Linked DNA regions of Homo sapiens: region 1 is linked to region 2. A link is a loop called in an ENCODE intact Hi-C map of the cell type or tissue named here. Cell type or tissue: natural killer cell. All regions are shown on one strand. Each heading gives the region's core, and the rest is flanking DNA. Links, peaks and the distances in the headings are about the cores only.

Region 1 (2,906 bases), core at 95-2,594, 200 kb before region 2:
ACTGCTAAGGGGGCCGGGCACACAGTAAGAGCAGTATAAGGACTTGCTATGTTGTTATCGTGTGTAGAATGTGCGGTTTATCCTCATTTTTCACTTGTGGGTCTTGTGAAGAACAGATGAAAGACACAGGGGGCACTTGGCTAGCTGGCTGATCCCTCTGGCTAGGTGGGCATTGTGACTCCAGGCTCTGTCTGGGTTGGTGGAGGACCCGGAGGGCATTGGAATGTCTCCATCTGTCCCTGAGATGGCTGTAGGATGAGGGGATGGGGACCAATGTGTCAGGGTGAGAGGCGGCAGCCTGGCCACCTGTTGCTCAATTCCTTCACCCACCCAGTCACCCTGGGAAAGGAGAAACTCATCCACTGAAGGGCTGCTGCCACCTGCTCTGCAGTGACTGAAGTGCCCTCTGTCTGAGGGAGGAAAAGAGTCCCAATGTGGGCACAGGCCTGGCCCTGGATGACCTTGGGCAAGTCACAGCCCCTCAGTGGGGCCCAGCCTCAGCCTCCGTCTGGTTCAGGTTGAGGTGAGAGCCCACTCACTGCAGCCCTTAGCAGAAGTGCGTGCTGCAGAAGACTCTTTGGAGTGGGCTAATTATTTTAAATTGTATTTGATGGCCTTTCGTCAGTACATGCACACTCTCCAGCACATCCCAATCTCGCCCCAGCTGACTTCACACACTTATGCCACTTGCTGGTTCTCCAGTCATTTCCGTTTGAGACCTCTGGGCTCTTCTGACTCTCCCATTATGAGGCTCTTAAAGGGGCAGTCTCCCAGCCTACAAAACAATTATTATTTATGCACATGCTATTTCCCCTGTCTGATTAAAGAAAGGAGGAAGGAGGACTTGAAGGACAATTTTTTTTTATGTCTAGTGGCTGAAGAACAGAGGAATCATAGAGGACAGGAACTTTCCCAGGGCCTTCAAGGTGCAGACCACATCTCCAGCCCTCTGGCCCACATGGCTGTTCCTGAGCATGAAGCCAGGTATCTCTGGGCTCATGACTAGCTCTCCAGTCCTCGGTTCCTGTATGGCAGGAGGCACACTCATTTATTACTTGCTTTGTGCCAGGAGTATTGTGTGTGCTGTTTTACTCCATTCTCCTGCAATCCTGGTGCAGTGTAGGTGCTATTCCCCTGGTCTTATCAGGTGAGGAAGCTGGGCGTGGAGATGCTGGGTGCTTGCCCAAGCTCCCAGCAGCAGATCCTGGAATTAAACCCAGGCTGGGGGACCTGTCTTGTGGTCCTCACACTGCTTCCCTATTCCCGGCACGGCGTCGTGCTCCTGCTGCTCCATCTCCAAGGTGGCCGCACGCTGGCAGTGTAGGGGTGAGGAGCAGATCAAGACCCATGGGAGGAGGAAGGTCCTGGGCTGGCTCCCTAAGGAGGCTCCAAAGACACTAAACTCCCTCATTCTCTAACTTTCAGATCAGAGGGCAACGCCCCCCCAATCCATCGTGGCTCCAAATACGGGAGTGCCGGGGTTGCAAGGAGGCGTCAGGCCCCTGCAGCAAAAGGCTACGGGAGGGTCTGAGCCGAGATGGGACCTGGCAAAGCCTCTTCTCCCCGCCAGCCGCCGGGAGCTGTCCAGGGTGCTGGCCCCGGCCCCACCGCAACCAAGAAGCCTCCCACGGAGGCCCCGCCCCTCTGGCTTCCTCTTCACTTGAACGCTTGGTAAATTCCTTTCCGGACTCCTCTATCTGAGCATAACTTGCAGGCAACAGAGAACTTCCTGTCCAATCCTGTAGGAGAAAACGGAAGCATTTTTCTCTCCTTTCTCAACCAGAAATAGCAGCTGTTAGGGCAGCGTTCATATCTGGTACTCAATTAAAGTTGAATGAGTAGAGGAAGGAAGGAACGTATTTACTAGACACATAGTAGAGCTTATAAGGCATCAGGCACCGTTCTAAGCATTTGATAAGCACTAACTCATTGAATTCTCTCACCAACCTTCATATTACTTTCTTATAGGCAAAGACACTTAGGTAAAGTAATGTATTCAGTCAGAGAGCTCACAAGTGGTAAAGATGGGATTCCCATGCAGGTGATTTAGTTCCAGCTTCCTGCTCCCAGCCACCATGTGGCCCTGCTGCAGGATGGCTAAAGACTGCGAGATAGCTCACTTGAACATGTCTAGCCCAATGCTTGATACCTAGTAGGAGTTTAATTGTTATTATTTTATATGGATAGAGACAAATTGGTGATTTCTAGCTGACAACACTTCTTCTCATTTTATCCACAAGATACAACTGTGTCCACAGTCTGATGGACTAAAATTTCTTCCTTGCTGGATCAGTGCCCTGTCAGGGGAGGGGGGCTTGCTGGGGATGGGGGAGTCCTGGTGTGTGGGAGTTTGGGAGGGGTGGAAGGATAGCCATGCTGCACCAGTGCCTGGGTGAGGTCTAGGGGGTGTTTGGAGGTCTTGGGTGGGTTGTGGTGGTGGGGTGCTGCTGTGGATGGAGGTGCCAGCCCAGCCTGGCCTCATTTCTGAGAAGGTTGTGGGGCCATGTCATTTCCAGGGCTTTGCCATTTGTTGCTTCCCTGAAACATCTGGTTCCAGAGAGGTGAAACCACTGTATTTCTGTGGAGAAGCAGGCTGGTGTTGGTGATGGCAGTGTGTGGGTGGGGCACCTGCTCCTGATTTATTATTTCTTTGTCTCTCTGGAAGCACTTAAGCACAGGCTTCGTTCCAATCGAGCTCATGAGCCTCTCTGGATTCCAGCACTGGGGGCTAGGGGTGCAGTTTGCTCAGGGCTCCATAACCCATCCCCTGTGCACCGGCTCAGGCGGGCCTCAGCATCATTTAATTAATTTAGGCTTCCCCAGTCATATATTCTCAGATTCAAAGGAACAAAGTGGCCCCAGTCAGCCTTTCCCAGAAACCTGTGAGTGTGGTGGCTGGAAGCCAG
Region 2 (2,906 bases), core at 100-2,599:
TACAATATAGTCAATATATGTATGATAAACTGTTTTAGCCTGTAAAAATGGAAAAAAGAAAAAACCCTGAGATAAAACAAAATGCCTTTTTGTGTGGCTTGTCAAATCCAGGCACCTGGCATGTGGAGAAATTCCACCATCCCCGAGGTCCTCGGGTTTTAGATTGCTCTCCAGGAGGGCAGACATCCTGCCCTGGTGGCGGGCTCAGAGCCAAAGGCAAGGCCGATAAATAAGTGATGGGATTTCTGGGCACAGAGAGGCAGCTGGGATTACGGTAAATGAAACCTGAACATCGAGGCTCCCACTCACCACTGGACCTGCACAGGTGGATACTCCAAATGATCTCCTTTTGTGCACCCTCACTATAGTTTCATTATGGTCCATTAAACAGCAATAATTAAAACAAAATATATTGGATTTGTTTATCCTGGACTTTGCAAGGAAATGAGATTTGCAACGGTGTTGGTGCACAGTTGAGGACTACAGGACTTGTAATTAGCAGGGTAATTAAGGAGGTGTCGCCTTTTTACTGCAACGGTGAACTTCTCAGGGATAATGAACTCTCCTGGTGGAGGGGAGTCCGGCTGGGGGTAGCCATGGGGACCAGGGGCTGCCTATTGCTGGTCCAGCCAGTAGGGGAGCTGGGGCTCATTTACGTAACAAAATGCTGCATGCCAGGTGCTGTTCTAGAAGCCAGGGTGCACCGTGGAGCTTGCATGAGAGCACTGAGACAGACACCAAGCATGTGCCAATAAAGCATTTGAGAAGGACTTAACAGCTAAGCAGGAAACCAAAGCAAGAATAAAGGTGGAGAGTAGTGGGGACGAGAATTGGGCTTCTTTCGTCTCGGAAGTCTTCTCTTGAAGAGAAGACTTTAAGCCGAGATTAGGATGAAGTGAGGGCCAGAGTCTTGAAGGCCACCCAGGGGCAGCTTTCCAGACAGTGGGAAGGGCAAGGACTGGTGGGAAGGTGGGTGATGGTGTCTGGCCAGGCTGGAGTGGGAACGGGGTACAGGAATGGGTTTTCTCCCCGACTGCCCCCGGTGTGATGCAGAGTGTGAGGACACCCCAGTGACCTCTTGCTCTCTACCCCCTGACACAGAAGGCAGACCTTGTCCCCACTAATTTATTCAATAAAGGCCCTCTCTCCAGGCTGTGTACCTCAGGTGGAGCTAGAGGCAGAGGCACCTGGGAGGACATATTCTTGAGTTGGAGTTGTGAGGTCCAGGGCACATCTCCAGCTTCACCTGTGGTGCCCACCTAAAGGAGAAGGGGTGCCCAGCTACTGTGGGGCTAGGGAGGTAGAATGAACTCCATCATCTGTCCCTTCATCCATCCATTTTTTCATTCCTCCTTCCTCCTTCCATCCACCCACCTATCCATCCATTCTCCACCCAGCAGGCATTTGCAATTTCTGATACCCCAGGCTGTTCCAGGGCCTTAGTAGGAGCAGGAACACCCAGATTGGCCCTGGCTCCTGCCATCCACATGAAGCTCTCTCCAGCGGAAAAGGAGCTACTCCGTCTGCAGTTTGGTGCCACCTGGTGGCAGCTGTTGGCTCTGGCTGAAATCAGTGAGGATGATTCTGGGCTGGGTGGCTCTGTGCAACTTCAGGACAGCAGCAGCTGTTTCAGAAAGTACCAAGTAGGTTAATGCCTCTTCTCAGCCCAGTCTGAGGAAGTTGAGCTGGGAGAATGTTGGGGATGCAGAGACCCCTCCCTGCCCCCACTTCCCTTTTCCCACGATTGGTGGCAGGCTACCTGGCTTCCCACTGTTTCCCCTGTGCTCCCTCGGAGGCAGTGGTTACTACTCTGAATTTACATTTTTATGGAGTTTATAGTTCTGTCCAGTGACCCAGAAAGTATGGCCACTGAGGAGTCTCTCTGTAGGGCTGTAGGCAGAGAGCCCCATCTGCTGCTGACAGCCCTCTGAGACCGTGGGAGGAGCCAAGCGGGTTCAGGGGAGGCTCTGAGGACCACCATATGCCACATGCTAGATGACCCTGCCTGGGAGAAACAGCCAGCAGCCTTGACCTTGACTCCTTTACTATCTGAACTTGTGAGTATCTTTTTTCCTGGCCACGGAAAACAGACCCCTGACCTCATGACTGATTGTCCTAGGACCTGCCTCTACAGGCTTCCAGCTCCACCCCAGAGACCTTTAGCTTTGGGCTACCTGCTTATGACCTCTTCCCCCAGCCAGCCTCTTTACTGAAGCATCTATCTGGAGGCTCAGGGCTTTCCTACAGACCTCTGTCCCTGGCCTGGGTCCTCACATAAGTGTCCAACATCCCAGGCCGTCCCTGAGACCCTGCCTGGCTCTAACTTTGCCACCACTGACTAGAGTGGCTGACTCAGAGGCCTCTGGGATTTGCATGATGGATGTAGTTTTCCACATGGAGCTGTGCTCGTGGGTGTCTCACCACCCAAGAGGATGGGCCACTTGGTTAAGGAGGGGGAGCTGAAGGTTGCTCAAGGTGGAAGTGAAGATGAAGAGAAAAATACTTGCATGCCAATGGTCACTGATGGGCTTTCACAGAAATAGGAAGGACTGTGAGTAATTTGAGGCATCTGCAATATGCTTATTCTTTGATCAGATCATGTATCTACTGAAAATTTATTTTAAGAAAATAACAAAAATTAGCCCAGCAAATTTTTGTATTTTTTGTACAGATGGGGTTTTGCCATGTTGTCCAGGCTTGTCTGGAACTCCTGGGCCTGCCTCAGCCTCCCAAAGTGCTGGGACTACAGGCATGAGCCACCTCCCACTGCTAGTTTTAATTTTTTGTCTTATGTCCTTCGTTAAAATTTTTTTAAACATTTAATTCATTGATTGATTGATTTTCCTTTAGACAACTTTTTCTGAAGAGCATAATAAAAGGAAAGTCAGCCATAAACAAAGCACTTA

What was found. Hi-C counts contacts between places; a loop is a spot of excess contacts. Peaks named below come from ENCODE experiments on the same cell type or tissue, not always from the same donor. Only the 100,000 strongest peaks of a DNase experiment are listed, where the experiment ranks them.
Region 1: it touches region 2 in a loop (23-fold over the local background); 6 of 110 quality-filtered maps call a loop at or near these places.

What each region holds. Positions count from the first base shown.
Region 1 is chr10:49,605,817-49,608,722 of GRCh38, reverse strand. No RefSeq gene overlaps it. Among named protein-coding and RNA genes, the nearest start is that of SLC18A3, 3.0 kb to the left of the region's middle. RefSeq lists an enhancer at 1-76 and a silencer at 1,446-1,740. In natural killer cell, for the core only: no CTCF peak of the experiment used is centred there; a DNase peak (open chromatin) is centred at 1,602; H3K27me3 peaks cover 966 bases.
Region 2 is chr10:49,406,375-49,409,280 of GRCh38, reverse strand. No RefSeq gene overlaps it. Among named protein-coding and RNA genes, the nearest start is that of DRGX, 12 kb to the right of the region's middle. In natural killer cell, for the core only: CTCF peaks have their summits at 1,372 and 1,576 (motif pointing left); a DNase peak (open chromatin) is centred at 1,530; H3K27me3 peaks cover 205 bases.